2 separate regions of the Homo sapiens genome follow, and region 1 is linked to region 2. The links are chromatin contacts, found by Hi-C or POLR2A ChIA-PET in ENCODE. All regions are on one chromosome and are shown on one strand. Each heading gives the region's core, a stretch centred on a gene start or an enhancer-like site at or near the end of the contact. The rest is flanking DNA. Distances are from core to core; before and after follow the strand shown. Region 1 overlaps LOC107986009 (a long non-coding RNA gene). Region 2 overlaps LMCD1-AS1 (LMCD1 antisense RNA 1).

Evidence for each region. A loop is a pair of places that touch in the nucleus more often than their neighbours do. ChIA-PET counts read pairs that join two places held with the same protein, here RNA polymerase II (POLR2A). Pooled maps may share reads with other maps.
Region 1: a loop to region 2 is called in a map of mesodermal cell, with 5 times the contacts of the local background. The contact joins two enhancer-like sites. A Hi-C loop is called at or near these places in 74 of 168 maps with a recorded cell type or tissue (Caco-2, Calu3, GM23248 and 39 more), 29 of 37 single-sample maps with no recorded cell type and 40 of 50 pooled maps. POLR2A ChIA-PET finds 5 or more read pairs at or near these places in 5 of 52 experiments (AG04450, HEK293, MCF 10A and 2 more).

Annotation. Positions count from the first base shown.
Region 1 is chr3:8,595,875-8,601,695 of GRCh38, reverse strand. The region is part of intron 4 of LOC107986009 (a long non-coding RNA gene); the gene reads left to right. Among named protein-coding and RNA genes, the nearest start is that of LINC00312, 27 kb to the right of the region's middle. Within about 2 kb of position 2,460, at least 2 of the 41 ENCODE cell types and tissues checked have a DNase peak (open chromatin) inside an H3K27ac peak, as active enhancers do; they include gastrocnemius medialis and psoas muscle, where a contact is called at or near this core.
Region 2 is chr3:8,440,445-8,446,433 of GRCh38, reverse strand. The region is part of intron 3 of LMCD1-AS1 (LMCD1 antisense RNA 1); the gene reads left to right. Among named protein-coding and RNA genes, the nearest start is that of LMCD1-AS1, 58 kb to the left of the region's middle. RefSeq lists an enhancer at 5,130-5,647. Within about 2 kb of position 1,958, at least 31 of the 41 ENCODE cell types and tissues checked have a DNase peak (open chromatin) inside an H3K27ac peak, as active enhancers do; they include gastrocnemius medialis and psoas muscle, where a contact is called at or near this core.

The sequences.
Region 1 (5,821 bases), core at 1,211-3,710, 150 kb before region 2:
CTGGGATTACGGGCTTGAGCCACTGTGCCTGGCTACACAAATCTTCTCAATTCATAAACAGATGGAAGTAGTGAGAGGCGGTAGGTGTGGCCCAGAGTCTCATCCACTACAGGTTTCTGAAGCAATTTTGTGGATCTCTATAGTTCTGCTTAGAAATCAGTGGGGTCCACCAAGCCTGCCCCCTTCCTTCACTTCTGCTTTCATTCATTTATCCACTTAACAAACTTATGATGAGTACTCACCATATCTTAGGCTCCAGGCTCAGCTTAAATGAACGACCTGGGATCCTTCCAATAAATTCCCTGTCTTTGCCTTTTTTTCCTTTCTTAAATTACTCAGAGTTTTTCCTGTTGCTTTCCATCAAGAAATCCTAATAGGTGCAAAGAGTTTATACTATTTAGTGGGTGAAGCCCCTTTGAAAGATTTTAGGTGGGGAAAGATTTGAGTGTTATATAGACTGTGCTGATGGCTTAGAAAGAATGACTGACTTCCCATATGAGAAGGAGGAGATAGGCGTACAGCAGGTTGGTTAGGTAGTATTGAAGTCGAGGAAAGAAATACTGAAAGTCTAAGGTAGGTCAGTGATTCAACTAAAGGCAGGAGGGTGTAGTGATTAATAGCTTGGACTCTAACCACAGACCAGGGTTCAAATCCTGACCCTGCTGCTTACCTGGTGTGTAAACATGGGCAGTTTATTTAACCTCTCCAAATCTGTTTCATCCTCTGTAAGACAGACTGGATAACAGCATCTCTGCTTGTGAGGGATTCACTGAAATAACTAAAATGGAGGTGAAGCACAATGCCTGGTTCATAAGAAGCATTCAGTAAATACTATTGGCTATTGTTGGTGATAATGGTGATGATGATGATCATGACAGTGATCATTGATAGTGATGATAATGGTTATGATAATGATGATGGTGATGATGATGGTGGTGATGACAGTGATGATATTTATGATGTTGATGATAATGGTTATGATAATGATAGTGATGATGATGGTGATGATGACAGCAATGACATTGATGATAGTGATGATAATGATGACACTGATGATGGTGATGATGATGATGATAATGGTTATAATGATGGTGATAATGATGATGGTGGTGATGACAGTCATGACATTGATGATGGTGATGATGATGACAGTGAAAGTGAGCATGGTGATTGTGATGGTAATGATAATGATGGTTATAACTATGAAGGATGGAGATGATAAGTGAGATATGAGGGGAAAGGCAAGGATGATTCCTGAAGTTCTAGGCTAGGTGATGGCAGGATACCTTTTTGAGAAAAAAAAAAAAACATACAAAATGTATTCGTATGGTCCTGTGCTTTTTGGAATTGAAAAGTTGGATAACTTAATCCCAATCAATTAAGGTTGCCTTCTTTTTTCACTCTGGCTTTTTCTCCTGTATGCTATCTCTTTTATTGAGTGGTGCTGGGACAGCTTCAGGAAGGACCTATGCAAACTTCATTAGCTGTGTGTTTAATCTATTTCTTTGTAATTTTCAGAATATCTGAATTATATTTACTTTATGTTTTATTACATTGTCTTATGGTTATACATGGGAACTAACATCATTTGGCTGGTATCACATCTTATGCTTATACATGATACCAACATTACTTTTATAAATAGAAAGTAGCTACAGAATTAAATATGATGAAATCAAACCAAACTATTCTATTTAGTTAGATACCTGACAACACTTTTGTTTTTGCTAAAAAGGGAGATTAAGTATGTTAGAAAGGTGATAAAGACATAGTGGCAACAAAGAGAGACTTTTTTTTTCTTGAGACAGGGTCTTGTTCTGCCTACCCAGGCTGGAGTGCAGTGGCACAATCTCAGCTCACTGTAGCCTCAACTTCCCAGGCTCAAGTGATCCTCCCACCTCAGTCTCCGGAGTAGCTGGATCCACAGGTGCATGCTACCATGTCCAGCTAATTTTTGGATTTTTTGCAGAGATATGGTCTCAGTATGTTGCTCAGGCTGGTCTTGAATTCCTAGGCTCAAGCGATCCACCCACCTTTGCTGAGATAACAGGCATAAGCCAACGTTCCTAGCTCAAAGTGAGACTTTCTCCTTGAAGTAACCAGGTAGATTTGGGGAGAAGTGATAAAAGAATATGGTCAATTTTTCACTGTATGAGTCAATGTTACTTTATGCTAGATTTGTGGAGCACTGAAAGCCATGTCCTGAATGGCCAGTGATACTCTACACCATGGACAGTCCTGCTTCAAAAACAGGCTGTCATATTACACACCACGTGACTACACTATTCAGGACCTGTGGAAATGGACATCAACAGGTGGACACAGGTAAAAATTAGCTCATAACTAATCAGCTTGGCCTCTCAGCCTGGCTTCTGTAGGCAGGCAAAAGGGTAGGCATCACTAAACAAGGCTTCTATTTAGAGAAGGCATCCGAGCAGCTGAGTTTGGGATGGGCCAGGCACTGCAGAAGGATTGCTTAAATCTCCAAAGTCGACTTGTGTGTGACATCACTGGAGCCAAGGGGGCAATAGCCCAGCTCAGAGATAACCATGAAGCAATTAAATGGACAAGAAACGCTCCCCACTTCTAGGTGCTTCCACAGAGGACCCTCCCCACTAAGGAGGCAAAGCTGGTAAATTGGTCCCTTGGAAAAGAAGTGAGGATGAGAAACAGTTTTGTCATTATTTTGTTGAGTTTTTCTTTTTTGCCATTATTTTGATGGGTTATTTTGATGAGTGTAATTTTCCCAGTCCTTGTCCCATTCAATAGCAGTTTGGCCAAATGACTTCCAGGAAGACTAATAAGAACTAACATAATTATGGATACCAAAATTGACCTTTGCAAAATATTCACATCCTTTTAAAAATTCTCTTTCTAGGCTGTGACATTAGCAGTGATGCTCAAAATATTGGCAACATATTTTTTCAAACTTTAATTATGGAACATTTCAAATGTATACAACAGTAGAGGGAAGAGCAAATATAACAAGGCCCCTTTGTACTCAGCCAGCAGTTCAACGATTATTAACTGAGGTTATTTCATCTGTCAGCACGTCCCTCTTCTGGCACCCCCGTTAGGCTATTTTGAAGGAAATCCTATAATTATGTTATTTCATCCACAAATACTTCAGAGTGTATTAGGTTGAACCTTATGTCATTTCTGGTAGGTAAACATATTTATTTAAAGTTGATTTATTTGGGTGAGGATTCAGATGTGGTCCACCCATTTTGGCAGTGTCTTCATCTGCCTTTTCTCCTCCTTTCGCATGTCTTCATCTTTCTTCCCATGTCCTTTATGTTTACAATTATCCCAACAGGGGACATTTGGGAAGGAAGCACAGTAACCCTCCCTTATCTGCGAGGGGTAGGTTCCAAGACTCCCTGTGGATGCCTGAAACCACAGATAGTACCAAATCCTATGTATGCTATGTTTGCTATGTTTTTCTCCTATGCAATCACTTTTTTTTTTTTTTTTTGAGACAGAGTCTCGCTCTGTCTCCCAGGCTAGTGTTCAGTGGTGTGATCCTGGCTCATTGTAACCTCCCCCTCTCAGGTTCAAGCGGTTCTCCAGCCTCAGCCTCCCAAGTAGCTGGGATTACAGGCATGCGCCACTGCACCCAGCTAATTTTTGTATTTTTAGTAAAGATGGGGTTTCATCATGTTGGCCAGGTTGCTCTCGAACTCCTGGCCTCAAGTGATCTGCCTGCCTCAGCCTCCCAAAGTGTTGGGATTACAGGCACGAGCCACCGTGCCCGGCCCCTATGCAATCACATTGTATAATAGGGTGGGTGACACAGACAGTGTGCATATGCTTGACAAAGGGAAGATTCAAGTCCCAGGTGGGATGGAGAGGGACAGTGTGAGATTTCACTATACTACTCAGAATGGCGGTGTGCAATTTAAAATTCATGAATTGTTGATTTCTGGAATTTTTTACTTAATCTTTTCAAACTGTGGTTGACCTAGGGTAACTGAAACTGTGGAAAGTAAAACCACAGATAAGGAGGCATTACTGCCAATGTCTTTGGAGTCCCTAAGCTCTTCTGGGTGTTGTCTACTCTGTGAGGTTCCAACCTCCCTCCTGTAGACACTCAGAGACTGTGTATTGGCTACTGCCTTAGGAGCTTTTATTCTCAGGAAACTCTGATTCCCTGAAAAAAAGAGGTTCCAGAGACGAGAGAGTTGGTAGACTGGAGGATGCAAGGGCCTCCTTTGTGCTTCTGGGCCCAGCGGGGCTGACATTTCTAACAACACTTTGACCAAAGCTGAGAGGAAGCCTGGTCTGACCCTTAGCCTTGCCATTGCTCTGTGACCCTGGCCAAGTCACTCAACCTCTCTGGGCTCCAGTGTATTCAAATGCCACAAAACAGAACGTTTGTTCATTTGTTATTCCCTTTCTTTCCCACCATTAGAACCGAGTCTGCCCTATAGCAAAATGCCTAGCATGTCTGCCGAGCACTAGCTCATGTCTGCCGAGCAAGGGGATTGGGTGTTCTCAGGAACTTCTTGTGCTCCGAAGCCCTGCTGTTCTCCCACGCCCAAGACTCATGCCCAGTCTCGCCCATCTGAACATGTCTCACTTCCATCTCACGGCTGGGATTGTCCCTCATTCCTGACTGTTTGGCTGATTAAGAAGAAAACAACTGCAGACCCCAGTGGAGGGAGAAGGGGCAAGGATGCGGGAAGCCACTTCCCCATGTCCTTGACTAAACGTCCCCTTTTCTGGGTGATAGCCTGGGTCGCAGGGCTCAGCTCTATTTTGGTTGCCATTTGGCAGGTGTCGCCTTGCTGAGGCCTGGGCCCTCAGGGACAAGGGGCCAAAATCTGCTACAAGAATGGTAATTTGAGGAAACTTGGCCACCTGCCCTTGGGGCTTCGGTGTTCTTTAGGACAAGTTGAGTGATGATAGCATGGACTTAATTACTTTCTGGAGCCCTTGTCTCTGAGCTCTAACCCCTGTGTGAGGCCCCAGGGAGCCTAATTTAGGAGAAGGAGTCAGTGGGATGGCAGCTGTTGAGAGGGGTTGGCCGGAGAATTTAAGAAAAAGGTGCTTTGCTACACCTTGACTAGAGGCGGTGTTTCCTTCCTGAGGCCTCCCAGGAAAAAGGCTCAGTTCCTGGAGATAAAAGGGCCCACAGGGAGCATCTTGGCCAGCGACGACCTTCTTAGTACCCCTCTGAGGTGGTCGTTCTGTTGTGCTTGATGACTTCCAGTGACGGGGAGCTCAGTCTCTCTGGAGACAACCCATTTTATCCTCTGACAGCCCTGACTGCTGGTCAGTACCGAGCTGACTTCTACATAGCCCAAATCTTCCTTGACGTCACTGGCATTGCACTGGCTTCGCCCTGTGGAGCCACACAGAAAAAGTTTGAATTCTTCTTCCTTGTGACAGCCCTTCAGATATTTGAAAGCAGCTCTCATGTCCTCCTGAGCTTCTTCTCTATGCTAAACATAGCACTTTCAGCCATTGCTCATAAGACATGGCTTCAGTCCCCATCACTCCTCACCATTTTCCACTGTTTTTCACTCTCCTCCAAGGGTGGGGCTCTGGCGGCTCCGAATCGGAGCGAGGAAAAGGAGGACACTCACTTTATTCTGACCCCCCACCCCACATCTGCGATCACAGCTCTGCTTAGCAGACACCCCACACTCTGTACATGCAACAAACCTCCCCACGTCTTCCTCACACATGCTGCTAGTACTCTGTGCTACGCCCTCTGGGATTAGGGCAGCTGCATTTCAGGGCCCAAGCACAGAGCTTTCCACCATCTGTCCCCATTAAAATTTTGCCTTGTTGGATCCATGCTATATTGTTCCAAGAT
Region 2 (5,989 bases), core at 709-3,208:
ACTAGACAGTAGTGATGGTGGCTCCGCATTGTGTATGTATTAAATGCCCACTGAATTGTCTACTTTAAAATGGTTAAAATGGTAAATTTTATGTTATGTGTATTTTACCACATGCATACACAAACCTTTCCCAGGTTACAATAAGGCATGGCCATTTTTGTTTCAATAGGATTTGTATAGATTCTTTAGATATGGGTGTATTTTTAAAACTATATAGACTATTATGAGTTTAACACCACAACTGCCCATAGTGTGATCTGTGGATCAGCAGCATTTCCATCAGCTGGGAGCTTGTTAGAAATATAAGTTCTTGGATCCCTCCCCAAACCTAGTGAGTCAGATTTTCTGGAGGTGGGCTCAGCGATCTCTGCTTTAACAAGCTCTCCAGGCACTTCCTATGCACACCAATGCCAAGTTTGAGGAGTATTTCTTTACGATTCACTAGGCCATTGGTTCTCAGCTTTTAGTGTGAGTAAGAATCAACTGGAGAGTTTGTTACACAGGCAGGTTCTTGAGTCCAGAGACTATGATTCCTTACATGTGGATGATGTTCAGAAACCTGCATTTCAACAGGCATCAAATGCAGGTGGTCCAAGGACCAATTTCTAAAATGCAGAAATAATGAAGAAAATTGATTTTTCAAACTTTATTGTGCATGAGTGTAAACTGGAAAGTTTGCTAAAATTGCAAGTTTCTGGGACCTGCCTCCAGATGTTCTGATTCAATAGGTCTAAGATGAAGACTGAAAACTCACCTTTTTAACCAATCACCTCAGTTAATTCTGAGGTCAAGAGACCACGTTTTAAAAACCACTGCCCCAGACATGAAGCTCCCTGAGGACAGAGGACAGCTTTCAAGTGATCTTGCTAGGCTAGAGCTATGGCTTCAATCTAATAAAATGGAATTCACTGGAATGGTTTGCATGTTCAGGACTTGAGCCCAGATCATCAATTACATCAGTAAAAAATCCAGGAGATGTGACTTACCTGCCATTCACGTAAAAGATACAAAGCAAAAAGAATCCCTCTGTGGTTGTATTCAGTGTTATATACTGAGGAAGCTAAGACAGACTTAGGCTTACTTAATAGAAGTGTTGTATCTAAATAGTTGGCATTCAAACTGTACACAGAATATCTTTAATTCTAGATGTTACACACTGGAGCGGAAAGTGAAACTAACATTTATTGAGGCGACTACACATTTATCTTATTTATTAAACTATTTTATTCCATTGAATGCTCATCCTATTACATAATCTTTAAAAGATTATACCCATTTTAAAGGTAAGCAAAATTGAGGCTGCCATGAAGGAGAAGTAGCTTGCCCACTGATTTTCTACTTTTCTCCAGAGTACCTTGACATCTCTTTTGCCACCAGCACTGATAGCCTCTGTGCTGGGAGATGCTCAGTACAGTCAAAGGGGATTGGTTCCAGGGCCATTGCGGATACCAAAAACTGCTCCTGCTCAAGTCCTTTATGTAAAATAGCATATTTGCCTGTAACCTATGTACTTTAGATTACTTATAATACCTAATACAATGTAAATGCTACGTAGTTAGTTTATATTTTATTTATTTAATGTACTTTACAATTCGTATTATTTGTACATTTTTTGGAGAATATTTTTCATTTGGTTGAATCCGCAGATGTGGAACTCGCACATATAGAGTGCTATAATCCCACTCTAGCAAAGTGTCCCAATGCCCCACTGTAAGCCCTGTCATATTGGGAGGTCATCCTTTGTAACATGGGAACGAAGCTGCACAGCTTCTGAGTTCAACATTTCCTCGTGGAACGATTCCAGCCCAGCGCTGGGATGACATACTGTTTGCTTTGCGTCTCTGGTATGTGCCTGGTGAAATATTTACCAACTGGTCCGCTCTGTCCACAGAGCGGCCGTGAGACTGTCTGTGTTTGCTCCAGTCAGCTTCCTGGCTCAGCCTGTTTCCTTGGCAACGGCCTTTCCTGTCAGCAGCCTTGAAGGAAGGTATAAAAGAGCACACTGTTAGGAATTGCTGTCTGGGGCCCAGCGGGGTTAGGTTTGCCTCCTGGATCCTTAACAAGGAAAGAGGAGTAAGTTCTTCTCTTAAGCATTGCCACTTGCTTTTCCTGTGTCCTGAAAACTATCTTTTCAGCTTTGTGTGTTACATCAGCCAGGAAGGTTACACTATGTGATCTGGTGGGAGTTGGGGACGTGGGGGGGATGGAGGAGGAGGCATTTCCCCACAAAGGACTGTAATTGAATCCTGTGATGGTTTTGTAGTGTAATAATCTGATTTTGATTTGTCAATTATTTTCTCTTCTCTTAAATAGCTCTCCCACATTTTCCTTCTCTGCTTTATTCAGACCTAAACATTCCTGACTTAGGAAGCTTAATGTCCCCCAGAGTGCCTTCCCCGACCACTGCTTTACCCCACCAACCTGAAGCCACTGAAGGTGTTCCTAAACCTTCAGCGGACTGAATTGCTCCTTTGCTCTGGAATTTCTGGTGACTCCCTGTTGCTACCAGATGAGCCCCAAGACCCCTATGATGGAATCCGATGTTCTCATGCTTGAATGAGCCCAGCACTGCCCAGTGGAGGTGATTGTAAGCCATATATGTCATCTTAAATTTTCTAGCAGCCACACTAACAAAGTCAAAACAAATGAGTGAAGTTAATTTTAATAATATATTTTATTTAGCTCAGTATAACCCAAATATTATCATTTCAACAGCCAAACAATGTAAAAATATTAATGAGGTATTTTACTTTATTTGCTCCCACTGAGTCTTCAAAATCGGTGTGTATTTTACACCCACAGCACATCTCAGTTCAGACCAGCACATCGCAAGTGCTCAGGGGCCTGTGGCTCTGTATCTAGCCCCTGCCTACCCTTCCTGCCTCTTCCTGCTCCACCTTCCCAAACCCTACAAGTTTCCCAGTCCCTCACATGCATGAAAACTTTTGCCATCCTGTGACCTTCTCCTGCCCTTTTGCTCCATGCTGTGCTCTTGCACTTCTCATTCCTGTTGCCTGGCTGCCCTTCTGTACTTGAACTTCTATTCATCTTTTAAACCCATGTTTAACGTCTTCTTTTTCCTTCCCTGTTTTATCTGTCCAGTAGCACCTTGTGTGTATCTCAGATATAACACTAAGTGTGTTGTATTCTGATTATTCGCTTAGAGGTCTCCTCTACCACAGGGAGCAGTTGTAAAGGCAAGGGCATGTTTTGGTCACGTTTGTGGCTCCTGGTAAATATTTGAATGAATGCATGAATGAGGGAATGAGGACATGGAAAACTGCTTTGGTGCTGATGTTAGGATGTTCCAGTTTCTCTTCTGCTGTATGAGGAGCAATGCTTCATTCCAAACTACTGTTGTCCCTGTACTTTTGGTGTTTCACTGGGAGAGTTTGAGCTTAGCTGAGCTTTCTACATCTCTTCATGTGCTGTTTTTCTTTTTTCTACCTACATTCTCACTCACTTTCTGTATCAGACAACATATACACTCAGATCTTTATCCAATGCCCAATGACATTGAGAAGCTAAATAGGTTGATTTAAAACCACACAAAACACTCCCCCTCGGACTCCCCCAAATGAAGTGCAACCTATACAATAAACGTCAAAAGTGAAAAAACAAACCCAAACCAAAACCTTCTGCTGTTTCTGGCAATCCAGGTTACTGTTCTCCACTACTGGCTATTATAATTTGCTGCTGTAAAATCAAGGAGTAATTATATTAGAATAATGGAGTTTAATGAACTAAAGAAATGCCCTGGTCTGCCTTGGAACCTGTGGCTGTGGTGTTTCTGTAATGGTGGTAGCGGGTCATGTCCCTGGGATAGATGTCATGGTATAGATGAAAGAGCCCAGGTGGAAAGTCAGAGAGTCCTGGCTGCAATCCTAGTTCAGCCCCTTCCTAGCTGTGTGGACTTGAGGAGGTAACAACCTCTTGGGCCCTCAGTGCTCCCACCTGTGAAATGGGGATAGTGGTGGTCCTGCCCTGCCGGGCATGTTCTGAGAATTAACTAAGATGCTGTGTGTTTGAGATGCAGGCGCCAGGACACCAGAGATGTGGCGTCTCCTTTGGTGACAGTTATAAAAGTCAGTCCTGCTTTACCTAGAGTGATCTGCATGCCACATTCCTTAGCTTTAAGACTTTTCCAGGGCTGAGTCCAGGAATTCTTTGGGATCAAGATTCCTTGGCTTCATTTCTCCGTTTCTAACGGGTTTTGTGTTTGGTGACATCTAGTGGTTGAATGAGGTTGTTGTCAAAGCTGAGTGCAAGGCCTCAAGTTTTCCCTCCCTTCTTCTCCACCTTCCCCAACCCCGGGGTCGCATTCCTGAAAAGCTGCCTCCTTTATCTGTCTTTCTTCAGTTTGCCTCCATGTGTCTGTGGCTCCATCTCTCTCTTGAGTCAGGCAGCATCCCAGCTCCAACACTCCTCAGCAGTGCAACCTGAGTGGCCGCATCCCCCATTTCCTCCCCTTTGGATGAGCACCACTTGGTGACTAGAGTAAGAAAGTGAGGCTGATGGCTCCCACTGTATCTCCCGTCTCATCAAAGTGTTCCTTTGCCTATGTTGACTAAAGAAAAAAGAATTGAGCCTCTTAATTTTTTTTTTTCTTGAGATGGAGTCTTGCTCCGTTGCCCAGGCTGGAGTGTAGTGGTGCCATCTCGACGCACCGCAGCCTCCACCTCCCGGGTTCAAGTGATTCTCCTGCCCAGCCTCCTGAGTAGCTGGGTCTACAGGCGTGCACCACCATGCCCAGCTAATTTTTGTATCTTTTTTTTTTTTGTTGGAGAAACGAGGTTTTGCCATATTGGCCAGACTGGTCTCAAACTCCTGACCTCAAGTGATCTGCCCGCCTCGGCCTCCCAAAGTGCTGGGATTACAGGCATGAGACACCTTGCCTGGCCACCTTAATGAATTAAAGTTAGTTCTATTCAGAAATCTTGCTGAGGGCTATAGACAGAGGCCTATAGGCTGGGAACAGCGCTGTCAGAGTTGCTTCTGCAATGCAGTATTCCCATTCACAGTTTATATACAGGTGGTGAAGATTCAGGGCGTTCAAAATCACATCAAAGTTTGGGTGTGAGAGTGCATCTGATGACAGATTGCAGAGGCATAATCACAACACCCCGCCCCCAAGCCAGACGTTATCTTACCTATAGGGCAAGGCAAGGATTACCATCATTCATCTTTTTTTTTTTTTAAATTAATTTATTTTTTATTGATCATTCTTGGGTGTTTCTCACAGAGGGGGATTTGGCAGGGTCACAGGACAATAGTGGAGGGAAGGTCAGCAGATAAACAAGTGAACAAAGGTCTCTGGTTTTCCTAGGCAGAGGACCCTGCGGCCTTCCGCAGTGTTTGTGTCCCTGGGTACTTGAGATTAGGGAGTGGTGATGACTCTCAACGAGCATGCTGCCTTCAAGCATCTGTTTAACAAAGCACATCTTGCACCGCCCTTAATCCATTTAACCCTGAGTGGACACAGCACATGTTTCAGAGAGCACAGGGTTGGGGGTAAGGTCACAGATCAACAGGATCCCAAGGCAGAAGAATTTTTCTTAGTACAGAACAAAATGAAAAGTCTCCCATGTCTACCTCCTACTACACAAACACGGCAACCATCCGATTTCTCACTCTTTTCCCCACCTCTCCCCACTTTCTACTCCACAAAACCGCCATTGTCATCATGGCCCGTTCTCATTGAGCTGCCGGGCACACCTCCCAGACGGGGTGGTGGCCGGGCAGAGGAGCTCCTCACTTCCCAGTAGGGGTGGCCGGGCAGAGGCGCCCCTCACCTCCCGGACGGGGCGGCTGGCCGGGCAGGGGGCTGACCCCCCCACCTCCCTCCCGGACGGGGCGGCTGGCCGGGCAGAGGGGCTCCTCACCTCCCAGTAGGGGCGGCCGGGCAGAGGCACCCCCACCTCCCAGACGGGGCGGCTGGCCGGGCAGAGGGGCTCCTCACTTCCCAGTAGGGGTGGCCGGGCAGAGGCGC